Linked DNA regions of Homo sapiens: regions 2, 3, 4, 5 and 6 are each linked to region 1. Evidence: chromatin contacts called from ENCODE Hi-C or POLR2A ChIA-PET data. All regions are on one chromosome and are shown on one strand. Each heading gives the region's core, a stretch centred on a gene start or an enhancer-like site at or near the end of the contact. The rest is flanking DNA. Distances are from core to core; before and after follow the strand shown.

What was found. A loop is a pair of places that touch in the nucleus more often than their neighbours do. ChIA-PET counts read pairs that join two places held with the same protein, here RNA polymerase II (POLR2A). Pooled maps may share reads with other maps.
Region 2: a loop to region 1 is called in a map of CD14-positive monocyte, with 6 times the contacts of the local background. The contact joins the enhancer-like site here to the promoter of TPRG1-AS1 in region 1. A Hi-C loop is called at or near these places in 5 of 168 maps with a recorded cell type or tissue (CD14-positive monocyte, Calu3, aorta and 1 more) and 10 of 50 pooled maps. POLR2A ChIA-PET finds 5 or more read pairs at or near these places in 2 of 52 experiments (MCF 10A and activated B cell).
Region 3: a loop to region 1 is called in a map of gastrocnemius medialis, with 5 times the contacts of the local background. The contact joins the enhancer-like site here to the promoter of TPRG1-AS1 in region 1. A Hi-C loop is called at or near these places in 5 of 168 maps with a recorded cell type or tissue (GM12878, OCI-LY7, PC-9 and 2 more), 2 of 37 single-sample maps with no recorded cell type and 13 of 50 pooled maps. POLR2A ChIA-PET finds 5 or more read pairs at or near these places in 1 of 52 experiments (OCI-LY7).
Region 4: a map of sigmoid colon shows a loop between it and region 1 (11-fold over the local background). The contact joins the enhancer-like site here to the promoter of TPRG1-AS1 in region 1. A Hi-C loop is called at or near these places in 29 of 168 maps with a recorded cell type or tissue (IMR-90, PC-3, PC-9 and 17 more), 1 of 37 single-sample maps with no recorded cell type and 30 of 50 pooled maps. POLR2A ChIA-PET finds 5 or more read pairs at or near these places in 1 of 52 experiments (BJ).
Region 5: a map of gastrocnemius medialis shows a loop between it and region 1 (4-fold over the local background). The contact joins the enhancer-like site here to the promoter of TPRG1-AS1 in region 1. A Hi-C loop is called at or near these places in 4 of 168 maps with a recorded cell type or tissue (PC-9, Ramos, gastrocnemius medialis and 1 more) and 5 of 50 pooled maps. POLR2A ChIA-PET finds 5 or more read pairs at or near these places in 4 of 52 experiments (OCI-LY7, Panc1, WTC11 and 1 more).
Region 6: a map of heart left ventricle shows a loop between it and region 1 (5-fold over the local background). The contact joins the enhancer-like site here to the promoter of TPRG1-AS1 in region 1. A Hi-C loop is called at or near these places in 6 of 168 maps with a recorded cell type or tissue (Caco-2, Right ventricle myocardium inferior, heart left ventricle and 2 more) and 18 of 50 pooled maps.

The regions. Positions count from the first base shown.
Region 1 is chr3:188,944,848-188,949,389 of GRCh38, forward strand. TPRG1-AS1 (TPRG1 antisense RNA 1) reads right to left here and starts at 2,792. Exons shown (of 2, transcript NR_046873.1): 1 at 2,432-2,792.
Region 2 is chr3:188,429,478-188,433,485 of GRCh38, forward strand. All of the region lies in intron 4 of LPP (LIM domain containing preferred translocation partner in lipoma), which reads left to right. Among named protein-coding and RNA genes, the nearest start is that of LPP-AS1, 140 kb to the right of the region's middle. Within about 2 kb of position 1,741, at least 9 of the 41 ENCODE cell types and tissues checked have a DNase peak (open chromatin) inside an H3K27ac peak, as active enhancers do; they include CD14-positive monocyte, where a contact is called at or near this core.
Region 3 is chr3:188,074,964-188,079,281 of GRCh38, forward strand. No RefSeq gene overlaps it. Among named protein-coding and RNA genes, the nearest start is that of LPP-AS2, 77 kb to the right of the region's middle. Within about 2 kb of position 1,413, at least 8 of the 41 ENCODE cell types and tissues checked have a DNase peak (open chromatin) inside an H3K27ac peak, as active enhancers do; they include gastrocnemius medialis, where a contact is called at or near this core.
Region 4 is chr3:188,264,837-188,269,219 of GRCh38, forward strand. All of the region lies in intron 2 of LPP (LIM domain containing preferred translocation partner in lipoma), which reads left to right. Among named protein-coding and RNA genes, the nearest start is that of FLJ42393, 88 kb to the left of the region's middle. Within about 2 kb of position 1,920, at least 21 of the 41 ENCODE cell types and tissues checked have a DNase peak (open chromatin) inside an H3K27ac peak, as active enhancers do; they include IMR-90, PC-3, ascending aorta and 7 more, where a contact is called at or near this core.
Region 5 is chr3:187,953,218-187,957,785 of GRCh38, forward strand. No RefSeq gene overlaps it. Among named protein-coding and RNA genes, the nearest start is that of LINC01991, 21 kb to the right of the region's middle. Within about 2 kb of position 1,937, at least 14 of the 41 ENCODE cell types and tissues checked have a DNase peak (open chromatin) inside an H3K27ac peak, as active enhancers do; they include OCI-LY7, PC-9 and gastrocnemius medialis, where a contact is called at or near this core.
Region 6 is chr3:188,395,014-188,399,558 of GRCh38, forward strand. All of the region lies in intron 3 of LPP (LIM domain containing preferred translocation partner in lipoma), which reads left to right. Among named protein-coding and RNA genes, the nearest start is that of LPP-AS1, 170 kb to the right of the region's middle. Within about 2 kb of position 2,503, at least 7 of the 41 ENCODE cell types and tissues checked have a DNase peak (open chromatin) inside an H3K27ac peak, as active enhancers do; they include heart left ventricle, where a contact is called at or near this core.

The DNA.
Region 1 (4,542 bases), core at 1,542-4,041:
GAAAGGCTCCTGTTCCCATCTCTCATGGAGTTTATAGGCCAACGTAAAAGATGAAACACAAGTAAATACACAAATACAACATCTAGGAGGTGCTACAAAGGAGCTATGAAGCTACCCTAGCTTCTGCTGCCTCATAACTGGCCCCAGAGCAAAATTTCTCCACTCATTATCATCCTGAGACTGTAGCACATCTGCCCTCCATGTCATCAGAGAGACTCACCTGGCCCTGCTGAGCTTGCCCTGGCTCCCTGGGACACCTGGTCTCCTTGCTTAGCTCCCAGTGTGCTTTCTCATTCTGCCCCTGCTCATTCTCCGCCGGCACTATGTTCTCTGAATGCTGGCAAGCTTGCTGTTCTCTAAATCCTCCCTTTCTTTTCCTGCTTTTGGGTCTTTGCTCTTGCTGATCCCTTTATCAGGAACTTCCCTCACCTCTACCTCCACTTGTCCAAATGCTACCAATTCTTCCAGGATCTGTTCATGCTCCTTTACCCTCACTGCAGCCATCCTGAACCCTTCTCCCCACCTTGGGGAGTATCTGCTTGTTCTTCCCTGGTGCTCATGGCATTTGGTTTATTGTGCTAATCAGAGCGCTCATCATCCACTGACTGGTATTACACAGTTACTTGTGTATCTGTCCTAGGCCCTTACCTACTTATCTCCAACCTAAAGGCATGTCTATTATTTCTGCATCTCAAATAGAAGCAGACACAGTTAATGCAAAACCATATTATTGAATAAGTGCTCAGTAATGATGACTATTATGCACTTGAGACTGGAGACCTAGGACAGAGACAGGAGCATATCTGGATTTAAATCCCAGTTCTACTGTATGTTAGCTGTGTAACCCTGGGCAACTTTATTTATTAATAATAAAGTATGTGAGCAATCTTATATCACTGTACAGAGTGCTCATATATGTTATCCAGCTTAATTCCTAGAACAACCCTGTGTGAGAAGAACTACTGAGTGCTGACACTAGTCATAGTGCTAGACTCATAGCTGAATTCAGATTCCAAATTAAGTAGCCTGATTGTAGATACAACCATTCACATGCGAACATTTTGCTTTTTTCCTGGCTCAGCACTGCCAGTACTGCTTCTTTGAGGTACAATTATGCCCATTTTACAGATGAGAAAACTGAGACTTAGAAAGCTTAAATAATTTGTCAGTATTGTAAAACTACCTATCTTTGTTATCAGAGAAACATGACTGTGACCAACCTAGGTATATACAATTTTCCACAGCCATGTGAAAGTTTTATGACTCTTTAACATTTCTGGTTGTCTGCTATGCTCGGTGCATTGGGCTGGCTGGACCTTGTATATGTTGGGAAGAAGGAGGACTTACAAAGACTAAGATACAGTCTTTGCTTCCAAGAGGTAAATAAAAAACAACTAAAATATTCTATCATCCACACCTATTCCCTCTCCCTTCTTTTTTCAGCATGTTACTGGATGCTGCCTCTTTATCCATCTGCCCTGGTGGAGATCTTGAGGTTACAGGAATAGCCAAGAGAGACACAGGCAGAGTTAAGTCCAAAGCAGTCAGCAAAGGTGGGGAGACATAGATGGGTCCAGGTGGTAAGTAGGATTGGCCTTGTTATTGGAAGCTGAATGTAGTTACTGGACTTGGAGATTTCGGTTTCTAGAGAAGACAGCAGCTCTCCATGCCCAGTTTAATACTGTGGATTAGCGTGGGAGTGGCCCCAGACCCACAGGCAGAAAAGGCCAATGGTCAGAGTGGAGATCCTCAGGACACTCCAGGTGTCTGAGGGAACGTAGGTTTATCCCTCTTTATTACTAAGTGGATTGCTGCTCCCCCTTGCAGGCCAAAGCATGAATACTGGACATAGCCCACATCGAGGGTAGAGAACTTGGTTTTGGCTCTCAAGTCGACCACTCATCAGCAGATGACTGTGAGCAAGTCACTTCCTCCCTCCAAGACTCCATTTCTACAGGGATTCCATAAAATGGGCATAAGAATTTTCACTGTGCTCGTATGGACTGGATTAGGCCATCATGTGCATTAACACACTTGGCTGTGAGCACTAGGTGCAGCCAAGATGCTGATGGGAAAGAAAAGTCTAGGTTTTGCCCCCTGCGTCGTTCCTCGTGACAGGATTATGCTGAGGGAGGGCACATTAGATTGACTCACACATACTGAAATGGTCATAGTTATTGAGGTTACCCAGTTTCCAGGCCTGAACTAGTAAACCCAGCAATGAGAATCAGCCAGCATTAGCAAGTTTTCCGTGTGGGAGTGGGGTGGGGGTGGGGACTGGAGGGAGCAGGCGCTGAACCAGGAAAGGAGGAGGATGCTCATCATTGGCTAAAGATCCATGCCTGGAAATTAACGGCGTTAAAGTGAGACTTGCTTCAGGTTCCAACCCGGTAAGGCAAATGGAGAGGCTGTCAGGAGACCAGAAGTTTACCTCAGCTATTGCACCGACGCACCACGTGCTCTGGTGCACATCCACCGCCTCTTCCTGCCTCAGTTTCTCCTTTTGTAAAACAACAGCTTGTAAAGGCCTGGGGATCTTCTCATCCACGGGAGTTTTCTAAGGATGCAGGCGAAAGAGGTAGGAAAAGTACTCTGTCTCTGTCCTGGGTGTTCGGGATCAAGGCCTTTTGAACCAATTCCGGAATCCGCCACCGGGCGGTGGTAGGAGAGAGCCAGAGGATTCGTCAGTAAGTGTGCGTGCGTGACAGAGGGCTTTTAAATAGATCGCTTTGTATCTAGCACGGTAGCACCTGCTTCTAAGCTTCCAACGGCAGCTCGAGCAACGCGATCATTCAGAAGCGGCCGCTTTCCATTCACGTCTATAATTAGCGCGCAGGCTGCAGCTCAGGCTCGAGCTGCAAAGCGGGGCGGCGGCCTTGTGGGCGGGGCCACCACCTCCTAGCCCCGCCCCCTTCGAATTCCACCTTCCCAGCCCTTCCCAGCCAGGAGCCTCCTGCAGCCTCCTCCCCACCCCCACTGTCTGTCCTCGCCCTGGTTCTGGGCTTCGCTCTCGGCGCTCCAGGATTCCTGGACGACAGGGCCCAATCGTACCCTCACTCTGGGATCACTCTTGTGCAGTAAATAAGCACCTTGAAAGATGCATTCCAGGAGGGCAGCTATATTTAGAGTGGCATCCTCCTCTCCTCCCCGCACGCTCCTGCGTCCCGCCCTCTCCCCTCCCCGCCCCGCTCCCCGATGCCCCTCCCAGCCACCTCTCCCTCTTTGTCGCATTACATAGTAATCTGAGATGCACTGGATGTGCTCCAGGGAACAGAATGTACTTGGCAGAGACGCGGGGCTTGATGTCTGCAAAATGTCGGAAACGCAGCCAAGAGCTGCTAACTGGGTCATTAACCTCCAAAAGCAAAGCGAGGACTGTAAGGCCCGCTCTGCCTCCCTTCATCTCGCCAATAAAAGTGCCTCAGTGTGAGGGGGAAGAAAAAGCCCAAGGTTGACTGCTTTGATTTCTAGGCACCAAAGGCAGGCCCGTCCTCTCGTCCTGGCCCAGGCCCCAGCCCCTCCGGGCCAGCCCCTGCGCCACATCAGAGTTTACAAGTGACCTTTGAAAGGCTCAGCAACCCCGCAGGGCCATGCTTGCGCCTCAGCAAAGAAGTTACCCAGCAGCCGTTCCCTACCGCACAGCCTTGGACACATTTTCTTGGGTCCAGGAGGAGTTAAGGGAGTGGGGGTGAGTAGGGGTGAAAGGAGAAGGTTCCAGGTCCTTCACCTACAGTGAAGGGCTCTGCTGTCTCTCCCCTCCTCTGCTTCTCTCCCTCTTTTTCCTCCCCCTCCTCTTTCTTCTTTCTTGTCTTCCTCCTCTCCCTCTTCCACTTCTTTCTGAGAGCAGGCTTTGAGGTAGGTTCATGAATACATGGCCTGGGTCCAGGGGATTTGCATTCAAGCCGCTTGCAGCTCTGTTACTTGCTATGTGACCTTGGGTGAGTCACTCATTTCTCTGCTTTTAAATTCCCTTCTTCTCCATTGTTCACCACAATAACACCTTCCTGACATACATCACAAAACAGTGAGGCCAAATGAGAAAGTCTTTCCCTGACCGCCTTGTCTTTCACCCCTCTGAAAGCCCTGAGGTCCAAAGTGCCTCTGGCCTTGTGTGTACTCCTGGAAAATAGGAATACAAGTGGTCTCACCAGAAAGATTCAAACGTTTGAATGTTTTCAAGGGGATAGCCCCTAAAATCCACCCTCTTCAAGTTTTCTAGCCCTGTGAGGTTGCCAAACAGACACTTCCCCCTAATGCTCCAACCCACTTCTCCAGTGGCTAGAGAGAGAAAGTGACCGGTACAGAAACCAGAAGAGGTTGTGCAGTTCCTCAAATGAGACTCCCTTCCTTGTTGGAGGGAAGACAGTCAGCCTGGTAAGACTAGCAGCAGCCCACGAGATGTGGGTCTGAGCAGTCTCAACAAAAGTCCAGGATGAGGAGAATGGAGATTTGTGCAGCCATGCTGATAAGAGGAGGAAAGCTCGCTCCTGGTGCTCTCTAGGAAATTAGAACCAAGCCCAGCCTGGCATCAGCACCCTTCCT
Region 2 (4,008 bases), core at 491-2,990, 520 kb before region 1:
TTGGCCTTACTATATGGTGAAAGTGAGCATATGTTTTATTTATGCATCATCCATTTTACTTTAGATTGAAAGTATTTCCCCATGTTTTGGTAAAACCTGCTGCTCCTGAAACCTACCTTTGTTCCTAGTCCTGCCCTTATAAATTGCAAAAAACAAAGCCAATTCATCTTGCTTATATGAGCCCGTCTTCCCTTTCATAATAGAGATATGTCCTTCATTCTGACTCGTCTTCTTTTCTTTAAGCGGAATAGTTCCACTGCAGAGTCTCTTAATTATTTAATGTAGTACATCCGGAAAGACCTCATTTGTAAGGACCAAGAACTGAAAATATTGCTATTGAATGCAGAAAGGGAATGGTAAGGTTCTCTCAGAGAATTCCTTTTCCTAAACAAAGGTGCAATTGCCAGGAAGCACCTTCACATTTTTCTACACCATGTCAGGCTTCCTTATAGCACTGTTATATGTGGCCGTATTATGGTTGACATTAAAAAATGTGTGTATTTTTGAAAGAACTACTTCCTTTATTTTAAATAGAAAAGAACACAGCATCTCTGAGAGTGAGAAGATCAAAAATAAGTTAAAAGCTTTTCTTGTGATTAGATTAACCAGATTGATTAGGACAAATAGGGTTTATCTATAGCTTAATAAATAAGTTATTATTTCCTCAAAATTTAGACTTACTAGGCCTAAAGGAGCATAGAGGTCTTTAGACTTAATAAGTCTAAATTTTGAGGAAATAAGTTGGAAAAACTAGAGTTCAGAATGAGTAATAGTAAAGGCAAAACTAAGATTATTAAGAAAATTATCAGAATTTCCTATGTGATTTTTTTAACAACTTTCCCTGGCTTATATTGTACATGGGTTTAAGTTATCTTACAGCTCTTTAATTATTTTTAAAAGTAGGATAGCATGTTATCTTCCTTCTCTCTGTCTATACCAAGTGTTTGTTATTTGAGCATTACAGTTACACACCACCACTATCTGGTTGTACCGTGACTGAAATATCAGTTAATTGGAAAAGTGAAAAAAACTCTTTAAACTCAACCTATACAATTAAGATGATGAAGTGGCAGCAATCATTGCACTCTTTTACTTACCTGTGTGATTTGTTATACCATGTGTTTGTTTAGAATGTAAATAATGTGCAGTTAGAGTAATAGATGCAGATGACTGAACATCCTTAGACATCTGGAGAAGCAGCACTGGCAAGATTATCTCTGAAAATTTCTGAAAATCTTTTTGTTGCAACCTGAGAAGGCATAGACATAACTGAAAGCCCAATAGTAAGGCCAAGTTCAGTAAAGTTGAAAATGCTTTACACCATCACTGATGATGTTGAGTCTTCCCCACCCAGCTCAACATTGAGATTTTTTTTTTATATGTAGAAGTTATTTGTTCCAGAATTTTTCCTTTAATTCATTGAATTATTACATAATTAACTTTTTTTTTCTTTAGGATTTCTTGGCTCTCAAATACTTTTACTCTTTTTAGAGTGCTACAGCCACAGTTTTCTTAAATATAGGGATTTTTGAGGTATCATATTTTGCTAATGGTAAGTTTATAGTATTCCTAAGCAGCTTATCTCATACAGTTTTCTCTATATTGAATATGATTCAGATGAAAATTAACCTGCGTGAAATGGTTGTCATCTGGAATGACTGCCTTTTACCCTAGAAAACAGCCAGCCCAAGGTTGAGAACACATCTGAGAAACTGTGCCTATTTTGAGAACTACCAAGAAATTTTTATTCACTGGAACAGCTGCCAGGAAACTTGTTGGTCATAGACCAGTGCCTTAGTTGGGCATTTTTTTCAGAAGTAGAGAAAGGCAAAGCTAGAGTCACCGAGGGATTGGAAGGATGAAAGACGTGTAGTTGAAAGCTGGGCACCATGGAAGACCGAAACACTCTTCAAACATTCTGTTTTCAAGAATAAACCCAACCCTAGGAGCACGAGACAGAGTATAAAGAGCCATGATTTTTAGCGAAGACCTCGCATTTATCTTAAAATTTGATTTTGTTGTGAATATAATCTCAGAATTATGCAGGGATGGTCCATCAAAAAGGTCTGCCAGAGTCAAGCTGAGTTTATCTTAGCCATGCTGAAAAGTAGGTGGCAGTCAATCAAAATGGCAATTACTGTACAAGACAAGAGTTCACTGGAGGGAAGGGTGAATGGAAAGGACACTCCCTGCATTCTTGAGGCCTATGTAAATCAACAAATGACTCTGGGTTAGTTTCCACAATTGTAAAACAATGTGATTGAACAATATTGTTTCTTCACTTCCTTCCTGCTCTAAGATTGTACAAAAGTATGATTCAACTACAGATATTGCATAAAATTGGTTACTCCTGAAGTGCATGGAGTAAAATTGTTCCCATAGAATATCGTGAATTTAGTTAGGTTGTGACATGGGTCATAGTCTCCGCAGTCTGTACGCCCTCAGTATATTCCTCTGACAACCCCATGTCCTTTCATTCTAAGCTAATATCCTTACACATCTTTTTCTCTACACCTGAGCAAAATATACATTCATGTTCTTAAGTGCATGTAGTTAAGAGGAAGCTAACACTTAATTTGTTCCTGCTGTATGCCGGGTATCTGGTATGTCATCTTCATAGCATTATTTGAAGTTTGGTACTAATATTTCCATTTTTCAAGTGATGAAATTAAGGCTCAGAGAGATAGTAAGTTGCCCAAGGCATCATGACTTACAAAGAATGGATCTTAGATTTGAACACAAATATCTCTAAATCCAAACTTCATGATTTTTCTACTGTATTTCATTTGCTCACTTCCAAAGTCTATACAAAAATATTTGTTAAATGTGCATGTACTGAGCTACCGATATCTACTATATCTGTGTATACAGCGATAGCTATCAAAAGGAGAGACGTCCTCTAAATCTTTGATAAAAGTATGTCAAAATGGAACCCTCCCAGAAGGACTTCATTTTTAATAGAAATCAGAGTATTAGCTGAAGGCACGAAGTTCTAAGATAAAAATGTAGCTATGAATCAGGGTGGATTCAGAGAGGTCTTTGTGTGTATGCTATAGGTGATCATGTGTGAATTTGACCTACGGCAAGAAGAATTTTTTTTTTTTTTAAAGCTCTTCCAGGTTATCCTTGTGTTGGGGAGGAGGATAGAATAAAGAAATGAATGTCTTGCTGGTTCTTCCAAGTTGTATGAGGATAATATCACCCAGGGATGATATGCTAGATAAAGACCCAGGATCTTTATTACTTTTTGACATTTAGTTTTGTTGTTGTTGCTTAAATTTCTAGTCTGTTTTGATGGCATTAGAACCTTTAAAAGGAGCTTGTAACCTTTTCTTTTTACTTTTCCTGAAATGTGTGGATGGGAGGATTGGACAAGAGCCTCAAGGGATGGGAAGAAGAGCTCAGTGCGAACACACATGCATTTATTCATTTAGCAAACATCCATTAAGTGCCTAGGACCTTTAAGGTATTCTGCCAAGAGCTGTGCAGGATAGGAATGAACAAGGGATGACCTTTGCTTTGGCTATGTACACCAGAAAAACGAGCAGGGGCTGGAGGACTCTTGCCAAGAAGCTATTTAGTGGTTCTCTTAGAGCCTTATCTCTATCTAGGCTGGAGATTAACTCAGAACATTTTTTTAGTCTGTTTACCTCTAAAATGAAAAGAAATATATATTAAGAATAAGGAGGTGGCGTGGAGCTTTCACTGAATGTATTTCAACTGGAGTATTGAACGTTATAGTGATGGATACAGTTAATCCATCACAACCACCATTTCAAAGGAAAGTGGGGAAATCCTTTGTCCCTGTGTGAAAAATAACTTAGGAAATTTTGGTCTGACAGTTGTGAGAGGGTTAAGAAAGTCAATCATTTTGTAACCAGGCACAGCAATCTTGTATGAACCATGTCAGGATGTTGTCTGCATGCCGTCTTTGCTGATCACAGTAATCGGGTCATAAGAGAAAGGGAAGTAATAGAGTGTCTCTTAGCAACCAACCCCAGGAAAAAG
Region 3 (4,318 bases), core at 163-2,662, 870 kb before region 1:
CGTAGCTACAATGGCCTATGTCTTATGTTGGAATATGTTTAATCAGAATTTCTTAGCAATCTGAAAGATTAGGCCTTTGAGTTTTTTTTAGTTTGCTTGATTTTGTCTTTGTTTATTTACATGTCTCATTTTTTATTTAATAGAAGCAAATGCAGAACAAGGCCTGGATTAGCTGATCAACAGTGGGATGGTGTGTTTCCTAAAGCCCAGGATCTCCACCTCACCCAGGGAAATGTTGCAGTCTTTTCTGAGTTTATTTCTACTATAAGAATTGCACTATCATATTTGCTAGAGGTCAAAGCATTTCCTACTTTGGGAAGATGGAAAATTTGATAAACCTAATACACAATGAAACTAATTATCAGACACAGAAGCCCAGAGGGGTGCAGAGAACATTTTTCACGCTTTGGCCCTAGAGCCCCATTTCCCCTTTCTAGAAGCATCTCACTCTCAGTCCACGAGGTCTGAGTGGGACCTGTCCCCAGCCCTGGGGTGGAATGCATGGCTCAGGCCTACATCAGTTAGTGCACTGCAGTCACCAGCCCCCGTGATTGGCTCACAAGAGGGCATGTGATAGAAGAAGCCTCATCAGAGCGAACCTTAGGGTTTTTGCAGAGAAGGCTGGGACAGAGAACTTTCCTACTTCCCCCACTGCACATTATCCTAAAGGACTTCACCCTGGAAACTTATGGAGGTCTTCTTGAGAGAAAAGAGAATGTTAGAATGGAGGTAACATAAAGGAAGAAGAGCTAAAAGATGGAGAGAGCAAAACCAGATCCCAAGAACACAGCCAAAGCCAGATGTCCTCCTGGCATCTCAGTTGTACAAGCTAATCTGTTGTCTCCCACATTCCCAACCATGTGAACTTTTTTTTTTTTTTTGGCTGAGTCTGATCTATCACTTGCGACAACTGGCACTAGTGGGGCCCCATGCACACGCACACAACCACACTCAATATTTCTTTCCACATGCGGAAAGCAGGATGGTGTCACAGCAGAAGCCCAGGCCTGGAAGGCAAGAGATCTAGGTCTGTCTGTGGCTTTGTCTCTTTGACATTCAACTTCTTCAGCTATAAGGTGGCTGGGGAAGGGGGAGGTTGGACAAATAAGCTCAAGATGCCTTCCTGCTCTGACACTCTCTGAATCTGTCAACCTGAACGTCTTGGTGCTCCTGGGGCCATTGAGATTGCTGGATCCTGATTCTTTGAAGCATTTCATTCATTATGGTAAAGAAGGGTTTAAGTGGCCACCAACAGAGAGACGTGAAGTACATGAAACAATTAGGTTCTCTGTATCTCCAGCAGAATTGGCCCCAGAAGAGGGTCAGGCTTTGCAAAGACACAGAACATTTTTCCCGCTGGGCTCCTTGGGAAAAGGTCTCAGCATTATGGAGGGTGTCTCTGGCTATTCACAGCTTGCCAGTGGGAACAGCCAAGAAGGAGAAGAGGTCACATGGCCAGGCCTGCTGCCGGCACAGAGTGTTCTGTGCAGCTGATGGCTGGGCAGGGATGAGGTTTGCCCGATCCCCTGCTGAGGCTTCCTATGAAAGGTAGGCCTGAGAGTTGCCAAAACATATTCTGCAACAGGGTCTATGAAGGTCACCATAAAGCAGGATTCAGACTCCATATTAGTTGGTTATCTCTTCTATACAGAATGTTATGCCAAGCATTTCTATATATATTCCTTTTGTTTGTTTGTTTTTGTTTTTGTTTTGAGAGGGAGTCTTGCTCTGTCGCCCAGGCTGGAGTGCAGTGGCGTGATCTCAGCTGACTGCAAGCTCCACCTCCCGGGTTCATGCCATTCTCCCACCTTAGCCTCCGGAGTAGCTGGGACTACAGGCACCCGCCACCATGCCCTGCTAATTTTGTTTTTGTATTTTTAGTAGAGACGGGGTTTCACCATGTTAGCCAGGATGGACTCGATCTCCTGACCTCGTAATCCACCGGCCTCGGCCTCCCAAAGTGCTGGGATTACAGGCATGAGCCACCATACCGGGCCTGCATTGTGTATTTAAACCTCACAACAACCTGGTTGTCCCCTAATATCACTTCCAGCTTATAGGTGTAGAAACCATAGCTCAATGAGCTGAAGTTGCAGTAATTTACCCATGGTCACACAGTAACAGAACCACAGTTAATTTCCCTAAAAGAAGACAAGATAAGGGCTTGCATGGTGATCTTGCCATGCCATGAACAGGAGCTGCAAACACAGGGATCAAAACATGTGCTCCAGTCGCTTCTCACAGCTGCTTTGGTAAACACTCTGAGACAGTGTGTGTCACTTTCTTGACTGGACTGTGAGTTCTTGGACATCAGGGCCCTGCATGATCCAATTATATGTGTCTCCCACAGTTCCTTGCACAAAACAGGAATGTGAAAAGCAGTTTCTCTCTGGCCAACCACTGACCCCAGAGAAGGATTGGCCCCAACCAAAGGTCAGCAACTGGATGTACTTCGGGGCCAAGCAGGCAGTGGAAACACAAGAAATACCCAGCAAAGTATGAGACAGAAGTGCGTGGTGGAAGACTAAAGGAACAAAATGTACGGGACTGGCCTAAGTCATTCAGGTCAAAAAGTTTCAGAAGGAGTGTACAGCCAAAGAAACGAAAACAAAAACAAAACCAGGAAGACCGAATGGGGCCCCAGAGCATCAGCTTACAGCCCTCACTATGACTCCACCCCGACCATTTAGTTTGATGTGGAATTGACAGGTATCCCTCCCACACTGTAACTCCAGTCTTCCAAGATGGAGACCATGGCTGAGACACTTTATGTCTGGTTCTCATTTAACGCAGCATGTGGCACAGAGTAGATATTTAGTAAATGTTTGCCAAATAAGCTCTTAAAATTAAATTTTTCCAAACTGGTATAAGCCTCGCGACGACAAAGATGTGTGAGGAAAGCTACTGACTTAGTTTCCACTGACTTAGTTTTTCTAGTTTCACTGGAAACCAGAATGTTGATTGTGTTGTTTGGATGGAGAACCACCCATAGCAAGTGTCTGTATGTATCATAATACCTAGAGGATCTTTTGGATAACTGGTTGGCCTCCATACTCTAAAATAAGAAATATATACAGCTCTTAATTCTGTAAGATATCTAATCAATCACTGATTCACTCAACAGGGATGACACTGAGATGATAATGGTGAGAAAAAAACAGATGTAACTGCCTTTCCTTGTGGAACTTATGGTCTAGTAATCAGCTAATCACATAAATAAATGCAAAATCATAGTACAACAAGTGCTCAGAAGCATATAGCACTTTAAGAGGCCTGGTTTGGGAGGATCAAGGAAGTAATGCATGTGTTGGCTAAAGAGGAGAAAAACCAGCAGATTCAAGTCCCCTGTGGAAAAAGTAGACTTTTCCCTGTGGAAAAGCAAAGAAGAGGATGTGTAAGGCCGACGTGGCCAAGCCCTGGAGGAAGTGAGCATATGGTTTAAGAGGCTGATAGAGGTCAGACCATTCCCAGTTTGTAGGCTTTGGAAAGAATCCTTGTCTTTGTCCTAAGAGCAATGCGGTGTATCTACTCTGCTAGAGAAAAAGAATAGTCGAATAATGCTATAGTTCTCCCTTCCTCTAACCTGCACTCTTTACACAGGCTTTTATGTTGCTGCCCACCTTCTCTCTATGTGGGATGTGGCAAGGGAAACATGTTTTAAACTCTTGAAGATGTAAAAGTTATTTCCTTCTTAGAGTCTGAGCTGCAAATGGCATTTCTCTCTTAGTGTACCACGACATTGCCACAGAAACACCATTAGATACCCCTCTGGGAGCAGAAGCTCAGAGCCCTACCATTAGTTACTTTATGTCCAGTATCACATCAGCCAGCAGTTTCTCATCTTTTGGATTAAGCAGACCACATTTTAACCTAAAAAATATAGGTGTCCCAATTAATACTACTTATCCTTTAGAAATTCTGATACAAAACCTTTCACATAGCACTAAAATAAGAGGAATACTTAGGTATAAACCTAACAAAATATGTACATGATCTATATGTGGAAAACTGTAAAACCCTGATGAAAGAAATCAAAGAGCTAAATAAATGTACATGGCTAGAAAAACTCAATATTGTCAACATGTCAGTTCTTCTCAAATTAATCTATAAATTCAACCCAATCCCAGTTAAAATCGTAGCAAGTTACTTTGTGGATATCAACAAACCGATTTTAAAGTTTATGTGGAAAGGCCAAAGGCTTCAGAGCAGCCAATACAAGCTTAAAGAAGAACAAATTTGGAGGATTGACACTATCTTAACTGAAAGACTTACTATAAGGTTACAGTAATCAAGACAGTAGGACTGGCAAAAGAATAGG
Region 4 (4,383 bases), core at 670-3,169, 680 kb before region 1:
AACATATGAATATTATAAGTAAGTAGCTGGAGAAAATAAAAAAGCAAAACAAAACACAAAGTAAGCAGATGATTTCAACCTGCAATTATTTGTCAGGTCATAAAAATGATGTGTCTTAGATTTATTTACCTGATCTCCTCATCTGTTTTCCACTGGAAGCCTTCTGCTCGCGTCACCCTTCTTCATTTAGTTCCCCAAACTTCCACCCACTTTCTGACTCAAAGCAGGAGAGAAGCATTGAACAAAACCACTGGATTTGGAGAAGAGAGAAAAGCAGCTTTTAAGAACTGACTTTAGAGGTTTAGCACGAATTAAATTCCTGGTCTTTTCTTTCTGCAGATTTTTCAGCTATTGTTGTTGTTTGTTTTGTTTTGTTTTGTTTTATGTTTCTTGAGTTTATCGCTAAAGATGCTTTTCCGTGGATGGCACAAAAGTTCAGCTATGGCCATGTGCTTACTGAAGGCCTGTATATGGAGGCATCACAGTGGCTGGCCTTGAAGAAATTAAGATAGTGAAAGAGGACCCCTGTCTGCGAAGAAAGAGCTCATGTTTGTGTGTGTGCTCATGCTTTGGGTGCTACAAGGAGACTGGTGTCTGGGGAAGGGAGGAAGGGTGATGGTTACAGGTATAGGTAAATAAGTTTTCCAACAGTTAACAATACTTGGAGACAAGCTACAGAGTGATCAATGCTAGAGTTAGGAACGCTGTGAGAAGGCAAGGTGTTCTGTTTGTGCCATTGGGGAGGGCTTTGCTGTGGGGATTGGGGGAAGGATATTGTTTTAGGCTTTGCTAGATGGCTAGGACTTTAACAAATAAGAAAGAAAGAGCTGAGTCTTTAAGACAGAGGGAATAGCAGAGACATGAAAATATCTAGAGAGATTGGGAGTGGGAGGCTGAGTCTGGAGGTGAGATATCTGTATCCAATCAGAGAAGTTTCCTATGCCTTCCTGTAATGTTGGAGGCTTCTTTTTTTTTTGGTAATCAGTAAGGAGCTGTCATGGGCTTTGTAAAAGGGCTGTGATAGGATTACTCTGGTGTGTGTGTGTGTGTGTGTGTGTGTGTGTGTGTATGTGTTTTGCTTTTACTTTATACATTTCAGAGTCTTTTTAGGAACTCTTAGGCAACCTTAACTCTGGGGAGTGTGCATTGCCTGTCTTTATATGTCTTTACTTCTCTGTTGCTGCCTGGTTCTGCTCCTTCTCATGCTTCTGTAACAAAGTGCGGCAATGCAGGCTTCTAGAAGGTGATGTGAGATCTCTGAGCAGACCATGTGTGTGTTCTTCCCATCCTTTTTTCCCCTCCCTTTCTCTTCCTCCTCCTCTTTCTATATCACCACCCTCACCAGCAGCAGCAGCAGCACTCCCCTCCCTAAAATAAATAAACCAGTCACTCCAAAGGTTCCAAGCACATTAGTCACATATCCCAGAAGTTTAATACAGAATTATTTTGACAGCGAGAACAAGAAGTGTTTTCTAGTTGAACGCACAGAACTTGCTTATTCCAACTGGGCTTTCTGCCGCACAGACAGATGATACGTTTTTTAGATGGATTGGCCGCACAGCGCAGGAGACTGTCGCTTCCCTTGGATACACAGCAAACTGCTCACTACCAAAAGTGGCTGGGGAGAAGATGTGAAAGGAGAGAGAGAGAGCGCGAGAGAGACAGAAGAGAAGAGGAGAGGGGAGGGGAGGGGAGGAGAGGAGAGACGGGGAAGACAGAGAGAGAGAGAGAGAGAGAAAGGAAATCAAGTTCTTATTATGTACATAACTTTCTCATTAATGGCTTCCATAAGTCACTGAGAGATTTCTTTGTGTTTATTTATTTATTTGGCTGCTTTGGAGCCATGAGTCCTTTTTTAAACCCGGGTTTATGTCTGTTCTAAAAAATGAGGACAGATCGAGTTATTGCCATGCGGGTGGCTCTCCAAGCATTCCAGTTGCATAGCTCTTCCAGAAATATTTCTTGACGCACTTATTTAGCACTTTCTATTGCCGTTACTGAGCAGATTACAGAATCCTCCCGGCCCTTTCACCAAACCCGTCTAGAGCTGGTATGGATCTACTTGTGCCTATCTGGCAGATAGAAAGATAGAGGAATGGGAAGGTGAAGTCCATTGTTACTCATGAAGGATTTTGACCAGTAACCTCAGAAGAGTCAGAAGAAGAGAAAAAGCATGTGCTCTCCTCTTTCCTGCTTTGCTTTTCTGCTTCCAAGTCCCTCCTCCAAGCAGGAAGATCTTTCCTGAGCAGCAGCGTACCTGGGTGTGAGAACCCAGAGGGAGTGTGGTGGAGAGACGTGAAGGGGTCAGTTCCTGGAACATTCTGTTCCCTCTAGCTCCCATGATCATTGACTTCTTGCCTCTCAAGTCCTTCTAGGGATCTCCAGGCTTTTGAGAGGCTCAGCTGACCTCGCTCACTGCTGTGCATGCTCTCTGGAGCTTTCTTGTCCTCTTTTGGTTGTTTCTTACTAGCCCCTCATTCCCAGGACTTTTTCTGAGGAATCTCTGTTAGTTCAGGTAATAACTGGCTGTGAAACCTACAATAGTAAGTTCTTTGGATGTCGGTGTTTTCAGATGTTTCTTCTTCATGGAAACTCTTTATAAATCCCTCACAAAATGGGATGTCAAATCTCAATATGTAAAATAATCAAAGTGCAGTTAAATGGTGGTGCTGTTGTTAAAAGGTGGAAGATCTCATAGGCTTCTAGCCAGGGCCGAGTTATCTCCCCAGAAGAGCTCTGTGCCTCTGTGGACCCACTTAGTAAGCCATTGTACTGGAGTTGCTTTAAGGCTCCCTACAGCCCTGATGACCTGTGCTCAGCATTCTTTCAGCTTTCTGCCTCTTTGTATATCTTTCAAGCTTGAGAAAGATCCTCTATAGATCAGGAAGATGTGTCCAGTAAGAGATTTGACCTTTGCTGGTTTCTTGACATGGGCTTTGATGAAACCCTTTTAGCATGCTCACTTTAGATGATTCTTCTCAAGGGGGATGTCAGCCCCAGGACCCCCCAGACCTCCATCCCTAAACCCGGGCTTGCGTGTCTGGCAACCCAGGGCCAGCACTTCGTTCTTACACTCAGCTGAGTGGTAGTCCTGCCACCATTGCTGTGGCTCTGGGACTATAGCCTCTGCCTTAGGAACACTTATGAGAGGAATCGATGGAATTCCAACTATTTTTAAGGATTTTTTTTTTTTTTTTTTTTTTTGCTGAGTTTGCATTGCAAAAGGAAGGTAGAGCACGGGCCATCTCTCCCTCCTCCACTTATATTTATTCTGCACCTACCTGCACGTGACACTCTGCTATTCTTCAGAGAAGGTTCTGACCTTTGTGACCACGCTTTACATTTTCACATTGCAAGGCAATTTCTAAAGAGCTTTTCCCAGCTAAGATCTCATTTGAGCCTCACAACAACTCTGGGGCAAAGGAGACTGTAAAACAAACAAAAACAAAAACAAAAAAAACAAAAACACAAAACCAAAACAAAAAACAACCCCCAAAAACCTTAGACAAATCTAATTCCACAGTTTAATTAAGCAAAGAACAATTCGTGAATTGGGCAGGCCCCAAACCAGATAATCTGGCACTGCCATTTGGTTGAAGAACATTTGTGGACAGAACAAAGAAGGTGACGGACAGAAAACACAAGTGAGGTACAGAAACAGCTGGACTGGTTACAGCTTGGTGTTTTCCTTATTTGAATAGGTTTGAACAGTTGGCTGTCTTTGATTGGCTGAAACTCTGTGAATGGTACAAGAGTAGGTTGCATCCTGTTTACACATCCTGTTAGGACGGAGGAGGCAGCTTTAGGCTAAACGTAATTTAACAAGATTCAATGAGATTATACCTGTACGCCCAAGTTCACAGTTAGGTAGAGAAGGATTGTGGGGATTTGAAGCTTAGGCTTACTGACTTACGCCATTGTGCCATATCATTCATTCTCCTCGTGGCAGGAATAATGAATGAATATTCTATTAACAGGTACTACCTATTAACCGCTTACATATATTTCAAATGTTACTAGGTAGATACTTTTTACAGGCCTATTTCATCTTCTCAACAACCCTATAAGGTAGAAATTATTATGTCCAGTTTGTTGATGAATGGCTAGAAATATAGAGAAGATAAATAACTTGCTCAAGGTTATACTTCACAGAATTGATGGACCTCGAATTCTAATTAAGATTGCTGCCTCCAGGGGTCTATCAGTATAGGATGTGATCTTTACCCATCCTGAGTCCTAGGAGATATAAAACATGCTGTTGAAATAACAAAGCTGGTTTGTGGGTGATCATATACTATAGTAAATACGACATACTGTTAAGGGTTAATAGGTGGCTGTTTTCTGTGTTTGTTCCTGGAGATCGTAATATCTTTATGCTGTTCC
Region 5 (4,568 bases), core at 687-3,186, 990 kb before region 1:
TTCTTTGGGGTTTTGGGAGTGGGGAGACAAGAGTGATGGAGAAAACATACAAATTGGACTGGTAAAGTGGTCTAATTCAGAGGGTGCATTGCCCTGCACCTGAAGGTGAGGAAAGACTGGCAGCCACCTTACCAGCACCTGACATCAGACATGAGTGACAGGCAAGCTCCCGAGAAACCTGTGGAACCTCACCAGCATGCAGACTGTCTTTATTTACTTTCTTTTCTACTTGCTGTGCCTTTGGTGCTGGAAGCAAGGGCATGGACGGACAACTGCTCAGACTAAGGTTGCTTCTCTAACTCTCCTTCCTGCCTGGCACCATTAGCTCAACCCCTCATCACCTCTCAGAAGATTGGACTCCAGTTCTGAGTCCATCCCCTCGCCGTCAGTCCTCCCTGGAGTCCATTTGCACTCCAGGCTAAATTAGCATCTCAAAAGCCATCTTCTCATTATGTCACTGTCCTCCTCAAAAGCTGCCAGGCTCCTTGCAGTCTGCAGACAAAGTTGAACTTCTCACTGGTCTTCAAGTCCCACTGGCTTTAACTCCCACAGATTCCCTACCCAATCAAAATTATGATGTACCCACTCTAATCAGTCATTCTTACCCTCCACTAAGAATATCTCACATCCATACCTCTATGGAAATCACAGGCTCTAATCATTTACTCTCTGGGTGGCCTTGGAAAAGCAATTTATCACCTCTGAGCCTCAATTTCCTCATCTACAAAATGATGCTATCTAACAGGGGAGGATTTCCATGAAGAGGAACTGAGATAATATACAAGGGCATAGCACAGTACCTCAAACATAGTGAGAGAACAACAAAAGTTAGCTTTAATCATAATCATCAAAATAATAATGACATTGATAATTGTCATTGATAATTGGTCTAGCTCATGTCATCTCTTCCATGAAGCCTTCTCTGATCTTCAATCTGAGTGTGATTCCTCCTTCTTTTGAAGTCACCCTATACTTGTAGGGCCATCCCCATATGCTACAGGGTATCACAGTGACTTCTCCACTTATCCTGTCTCCTTCTTTATCTGCCTGTGGGTCATTTGCCTCATCTAAAACTGAATCCTGGCACTTGGTAAAGCTTTATTTCATGTGGATGTTTCTCTGGATTCTGCAGGCAGGGCCAGAAAATGTCAATGGTGATTGTGAACTGTTCTGGAAGAATAGGGTTTCCCTTCAGAAATAAAAGAGTACCTCACTGTGGTACCTCTCTGCCTGTGTGGACACACAACACAACCCAGCCCAGTCTGGGCCACCAGAGGAACCAGCTGGTCGAGCTTTGTGAACTTTGTCTTCATGCCCCGACACCCTACTTCCCAAAGCCTGGACCGGTAAAGTTCTTTTCACCAGAAAGGACAAGGGCAAGTGAGTGCAAGAGAGAAAGTGGCACATTTATCACTGAGAACCTGCTTGGGAAATGGGGGAAAGGGGAAGGGAAGAGATCTTATTTTCTAAGACTTGAGAAGGGAAAATGGAAGTGGGAGGGAAATCATCTGTGGCTTATGTTCTCTAAAGTTCAAAGGGAACTTGCTGCCCCATACATGATGTTGATTAGGGAAAGTATCATCTAGTTACACTGAACCCCACAGATTGGTAAGCATGAACTCAGAAGGGTCCCAGCTTTCTGATTCATCTGATCCACAAGCCTTGGTCAGCAAGCACGCAGTTGCTTTTGCTTTAAGATGACCTTATTTGAAATTCCTTATGTAGCTGTCACTGCCAGCACTAAAGCCTGGTCATTTACAGTAGCTGTCCTTTCTGAATTTAAATCTGATAAAACAGGCTGCGCCTGCCCCACACCTCCTAGGGGTCTAGATCTGAAAGGAGCCCCAGGGATCATCCCATCTAGTCTAACCCTGGCCCAGAGAGGAAGGGTCACACCACCAGGCAGTGCTGAAGCCAGGCCTGCAACACACTTTCCACTACCCCAAGATGCCCCCACTGGCTGTTCAATTTAAGGACATAACCCGTGAAGAAAGGAGATTGTGAAATGCTTCCACTAGAAGCCCAAGGGTGGCTGAAAGCCCAGATGCTTCTCTCTTAACCCTCCTAACCTAGTCCCAGTTCAGCAGTTTGCTTCCCACTGTTTCATGTTAACCCTTTTTCTCCATGAGGCCAAGGCTTGTCTTCCAATGAGCAGCTCCTTACAATAACTAAGCCGGCTTCTGCTTGTACCTTCCCAGACACCTCCACTGGCAAAACCTTTCCATTGAGCAATCTTCTTGTGAAAACTGACTCTTCTTTGCCCTTTACAATTACTCAGCAACTCTGCAAAACAGTAACCCAACTGTTTATTTTGATTTCAAGCTTGGGGTTAAAGGGCTAGCTTTGTCATTTTTTTTTTTTTATTCCCCTTGAGGAAGTTACTAGAGACCTCAGGGATTTCTTGTCTTTGACTCTTGACTACCAGCTTGACATGCCTCCATCTTCCACTAGCCCCCAGTCTGTGCCAGGTGACACAGAAGTTTCCAGGAAGGAAAGGGGATACTCCTCCAGAGGAAAGATACTTCCTAAATGGAGAGCTGGCATTCACTCAACCTTCCCTCCAACCACCCATCCCCAAGGCACCAACCTGCCCATGTTTTCAATGCATCTGCCAGGCTGCATCACTATCTCCCATGTTTGTTCTGTAGTTTCAGAGTTTACAAAGCACTCTAACCTCCCTCAATTCAGGGGATGTTCAGGACCTCCTGAAGGGTAGGCCACACAGGTTTGCATATTAGAGAGGAGATAATCATATATGTTTATGCTTATATCTGGGACTAACCTAATCAAGGTTAGAAATTATAGTCAGCCTCTTGACTCCACGTTCAGTGTTCCTTATAATCTTTCTTCTGCCAGCTACTCCCGTTATTTTCCATCTTGCATACCCAGCTAAAAAGAGTTTTCTAGAATACCATTCTTCTTCGCCTGCTCTCCCATTCACAAACTTTCAGCAACTCCTAAATGCCCATAGGATAAAATTCCAATGACTCTGCTTGTCTTTTAAGGCCCTCCACAGTATGACTCCATAATATCTCCCTAACATTATTTCCACCATGTCAGCATGGTGAAGCTATGTGAATTTCCCACAATGTCTAATGCACTTTTTAAACCTCTGGACCTTAACTTTTTTGTTTGTTTGTTTTTTGCTTTTTGTTTTTTGAGATGGAGTCTCGCTCTGTCACTCAGGTTGGAGTGCAGTGGCATGATCTCGGCTCACTGCAACCTCCACCTCCCGGGTTCAAGCGATTCTTCTGCCTCAGCCTCCCAAGTAGCTGGGACTGAGGCACGCACCACCACGCCCAGCTAATTTTTGTATTTTTAGTAGAGATGGGGTTTCACCATATTGGCCAGGCTGGTCTCAAACTCTTGACCTCGTGATCCACCTGCCTCGGCCTCTCAAAGTGCTGGGATTACAGGCATGAGCCACTACACTTGGCCTGGACCTTATCATGTTGCTTCCCCACACCACCCCACAGATCCATCTTCAAGGTGCTTCTTCAATAATGGCACCCATTGCTAGAATATCTCTGGATGCTCCCAGCACACAGTGAGCTCTCTCTTCTTAAATTCCATAGCTTGTGTAAACCATAATACTCTCTAGGCCTAGAGAGCAAATGTGCATCAGGCAGAAGTTAAGGCTAGCCTTTACCTGTCATCTCCCACCTCAGCTCAGAAAAGGGTCTCCCACCTCAACTCACATGCATCTGCTGGTGGTTATTTACTAAATATCAGGTTCAAAAATAGTTTAGGGTAGGGCTTGCCTTCTCATGGTTAGACAAATAAGAGAAACAGAAGAAAAAAATATTGGATCAAAGGTATAAAATTTCTATTTCATCATCAAAATACTAATTGTACCCTACTTTATCATAGAAGGAGGAGGAAGGGTGGGAAGAAAAAGGAAGACATCTAGAGGGATGGCTCAAGTTTAGAGCAAAGGTAACTGATTCCCATCTGTGGTTCTTCAAGGCCCCGGAAAGAACACACCCAGTGCTTTGGGTTTAACAGCGATGACCTTGAGCCATTTCACTTGGAGTCTCAGATTTCTGGAAAATGTGGGTAATTTTCTCTGCCCAGCCCATCTCACTGGATAATAGCTGTGAAAGTGCTTTGTAAGTGTAAATGCAAGAACTATGTGAGTGGTGACTAATTTCCAAAGGCCAGGCCGCCCCCAACCCCACCTTCAGAGCATTTCATCTGTTAAAATACATGAGACCATTGGGATCTGTAGAAGAGCAAACGCTCCCTTTTGCACCTATGCTGTTGACTGATGACCTTCTGGTGCTGGAAATGTCTTGTGATTCTTGGACTATTATTAGGGATGGTTAAACTGGTGGAGGGAGGCTAAAAACGGCCAGCACAGCCATCACTAACCTTTTGGTTTCCCATTTCAGGAACCAGTTTCAAAATAAAATCTTTTTTTTTCTTTTTTTTTTTAATGAGAACACATTTCTGTAGTTCTTCACAACACACTGAAAGAAAAGAGAATTTCACTTTGCAAGACTGGGGAGATTGTCTTTCCTGAGTTTGCTCAGCCCCAGCCATTAACCCTAGAACATTTGTTCCAAACT
Region 6 (4,545 bases), core at 1,253-3,752, 550 kb before region 1:
GCTCTTGGAATTAGAGTTAAATAAAAATTATATTTCAGAGTATATAATGCATGAAGTTGGATTTCTTTGTTTTCTAAAACTGTATCTCATGGTCCTTGAAGGTTGATAATTTATATCTCTGGTACCACTTTATTTTTCTATTATTTGTGGATTAAAAATTTTAAATTTAGCAATATACTTATATTTTGCTTTAGAATAAAGTTGATTTTTAAAAACTTATTTAGAGACAGGGTCTCATTCTATTGCCCAGGCTGGAGTGCAGTGGCATGATCGTGGCTCACTGTAACCTTGAACCCCTGGTCTCAAGTGATCCTTCCACCTCAGCCTCCCGAGTAGCTGGGATTAGAGAGGCGAGCCACCATTCCCAGCTAATGTTTTTTAGAAATTATTATTATTTTTTTTTTCCAGAGACACATCTTGTTGTGTTGCGCAGGCTGATCTCGAACTCCAGGCCTCAAGCAATCCAGGGTCTCCTCCCAAAGTGCTAGGATTATATGTGTGAGCCACTGCTCCCAGCTGAGCTTTTTCTTAATAGATATTTAAGATGATATGTAATTAGAGAATCGGAGATTAAACTGGAAACTTTAATTTACAATAACAATAAAATATTAATTCAATAATAGTAATTTAAATTACAGGCCAGGTGTGATGACTTTAATCTCAGCAGTTTGGGAGGCCAGGGTGAGAGCACCGCTTGAGCCCAGGAGTTCGAGACTAGTGAGACCCTGTCTTTACAAAAAAAATTAAAAAATTTGCCAGACATTGTGGCACACCTATAGTCCCGACTACTTTGGAGAGGCTGAGGTGGGAGAAATACTTGAGTCTAGGAGTTGCAGGCTTCAGTGAGCCATGATGGTACCACTGCACTACAGCTTGGGCAACAGAGTGAGACCTTGTCTCTAAATAATAATAATGATAATAATAATAATAAAAATAAACAAATAAATAAATTATAATGTCCAAACTCAATTCAAAAGCTCTAAGCTAATTTATAGTAGTTCTGATGTAGGATACAAACAACACAGTTGACAGTTTTGTGAACAATATGATGTTCAAAAGGCTGAAGTATAATCTCTAACTCCCCATCTTGTTGCTATGATTACTCTTAGCAGATTATGTGGCCTGAATCAACATTGGTTCACAGTCACAAGCAGTGTTATCAGATGTAAATATGTCTTAACGTTCATCAATAGTAGACTCATATTCATTGAAGGAAAAATTAAGAATTTCTACTTTTTCAAGTTATAACTAAAATTGCTTTTAAAATCTTCCTTATTTTATTGAGATATCAAAATAAATATTCAAAAACAGAAAAATACAAACAGAATCATTAAAAAATTAAGATAATTAGAACATCCTAAAGTGGTAGCAAAATCTCATGGCCTGACTAATGGTCATGACACACTTGTAAATGGATATCTAAAATGGAGTGTTTACATGTTTTAATACAAGTTTGAACAAGCTGTCAGGGAAACACAGCTAAGTGAGCTGCAGTTAACTTGCAGACTTACACAGTTATTGGTAGGTTTAGAAATAGAAGATGCTAGATAACCGTTAAAGAGATTGCTAGGTCTCATTAGAGATCATATTGGTGATTTTTCCTATCGTCACTTTTTCCTGGGTGAGGGGCAAAATCTTTATGAATTAGGCACTTAGCGTCTCACCTTTACAAATCCAGATTTCCACCTTTAGAAGCAGATTTACTGAACTCAAAGAGGTGCAGGCTATTGTTGCCTGTTTTCTCTTGGCCTTGAACAGAAAAGCAGTCTATAAGAATCAAGGACTTAGAAGAAACCTGCTAAGGAGCCCGTTTTTTTGCCAGCACTGCACACTCCACAGACTAGCCATAACATTGTGGATCATAAGAAGTTGTGGGAGGAGATTTTGAAGGTCATCATTAGTTGCTTATTATTTTAAATCTGCAGAAACTGAGGTCCAGAGAGAATTCACATTTTCTTGGTTACTTTGCCACGTGGAACAATTGTTATCAAATGTGACCTGGAATGCAAGGTTGGGGCCATTTATCTTCTGTGCTAATTTTCAGTGCCATGGTTGCGAACTTTCTTGGCAGAGAAATTGTTTACTTCTGTGCCCTATTCCATTGCCTTTTACCTACCCCATCTAGTTATAATCTAGCAATAGAGTTATAAGCTTGTGTAATCAAACTTTCCCACTGCAGATGCTCTTTGGAGACAGAATATTTGGGTTTAAACCCAGCCTCTGATATGTTCTAGCTGCTCTATTACATTGGATAAGTTTCTTTAGCTTCTCTAAATCTCGGTATTTGAATACTCAAATTAGAAGACGTAAATTATTTCCTAAGATTTCTCCTAGCTGGGGTTCTCTATGACCTTTTAGCTCTTAAGTAGTCTGTCCTGGCTATTGTCAACCATGTCTTTTTTTCCTTGACTGATAGAAACTGTGGCAAACTAAAGGCCACTTAGTCAGTATTTGTTCCGTCCTTAACCTTCTCTCCTGAGAGTCCTGATCTTTCAGTGCTGTTGTTTCCCTGTCAGGGTTGATTGTTTCCTTTTCGAGTGCCGTTCTGAATCTGAAGTGAAAGTGCAGCGTGGAGGCATGTCACTGTTGTGTCTCACTTCTTTTTCTTTTTTTTTTTTGAGATGGAGTTTCACCCTGTCTCCCAGGCTGGAGTGCAGTGGCGCGATCTCGGCTCACTGCAACCTCTGCCTCCTGGGTTCAAGTGATTCTCCTGCCTTAGCCTCCCAAGTAGCTGGGACTACAGGTGTGCACCTCTGTGCTCGGCTAATTTTTGTATTTGTAGTTGAGAAGGGGTTTCAACATGTTGGCCATGCTGATCTTGAACTCCTGACCTCAAACGATCTGCCTTCCTCGGCCTCCCAAAGTGCTGGGATTACAGGTCTGAGCCACTGGGCCCGGCCGTGTCTCACTTCTTTATCTGAGACAATGTTTACTGGTCTAGACCTGATGCTTCTCTCCCTTGCTGCTTCGTAGTTTATTTGGATCCTGAAATGCCGCTGAGTTTTTCTTGTCACCTGCAGCATTGCCAAGAACAAGGAGTGCACCATTAGTGTTAATTTATTTTTTCTGGTACTCTGTGCAAGGCAGATGGGCATTTAATGTGCTGATTCCAACCCTACCTTCCCTCATCTACACTCCCTGGTCTCATAGGAGTTAAAACATAGTTTTGTAAGAAACCTTAGCTCCTTGAACTTGTGGACTTGTGGGAGAATCATGGAAACATGAGAGTTAGAGGGAATGGTAGTGGATATCTAATCTTTAGTGTACAGATAGGAAGGGTCACTGAGGTTCAAAGAGGTTAAGAACGAAAGTCATAGACCCAATTAGTGACTGAGCTAGATAGAAAGTACGCCCAAGTCCTCTGCATCTAAGTCTAGTGCCTTTTCCAGTTTTTCCAAATGTCTCTCAGATAGCCTATATAAAGGTTTGGCATTTCTGTAGCGTTGTTCTCTCGTTACCTCTTCTGAGCAATGCCAGCTGTCCATGCAGAGAGTGGGGCACTTAGCCAGTGCTGGGCCAAAGCTGTCTGTAAGAAGAAGTTGAGTGAATACATTGACATTTTCAGCCCATGGTAGATCCTGCTTTGCCCTTCCGGCTCTATGTGACCTGATGCTTCAGAGGAAGAGTGAATACATTTGCTGTTCAACTAACAATTGTGTGTAATTTTCAGCCTGCCTTATTCTTCAATGCTGTCTTCCCACGCCTCCACCACATGCCACAGCATATCTGCTTCGCAATTACGCTGGTAGGGACTTACCCCGTTTGGAAAAGGTTTGCCTAAATACTTATTTACTTGTGCATGATACATCTTGATTGATACCTTGTTAATCTCTGAGATCAACCCAAGAATCCTTCCTTCAAGGGGGAGGATAGAAGAGTCAGGGAAACGGGTGACAGAAAAAGAGAAAAAGAGGACTGTGCTTCCTCACTGATGAGCAAAGAGGAGAATTACAGATGATATCAAAACAATGAGGAGAATCACGGGTGATATCGAATCTGCTTTACTTGGCGTTGGCTACTTGTAAAGTCAAGATCTTTCATAGACTCATAAAAGCTTGTGAGCAGAGTTGTCATTTGTACCATCTAATTCCATCACTACATTTTTCGAGAAGGACACAAGATTTCAGAGATAACGGAAGTTACACAGTGGGCTCATGGCGGAGCCAAGACTAGAAGCTGGGTCTGAATTCTGAAGATCAGGCATCTTTCCACTAAATACTGAGATGTGAACAATAATGGAGAGCCGTATAGCCCAGAGGGGAAACCACATTATACCACTTTAGTGGATGATTAGGAAAGCAGTTTTGAAATTCCAGGAAGGTACTGACTTTTGTATAAAGAGAATGTTTAAAAAAAAAAAACCTTCAAAGTTATAGGAGAGTGTTATTTAAATTGTAACAGCTTGTTTAAATGAAGAAAATGTTGCTAAGGGACATGAATGCTAAACGTTAGTCTGCCATCAGCTACTTCTGATGTTTAAGTCAAATAGTCCCTCAGTTCTGTGGTGTTAATCTACGTCCCTTTTCTAATATCATTCATTTATTC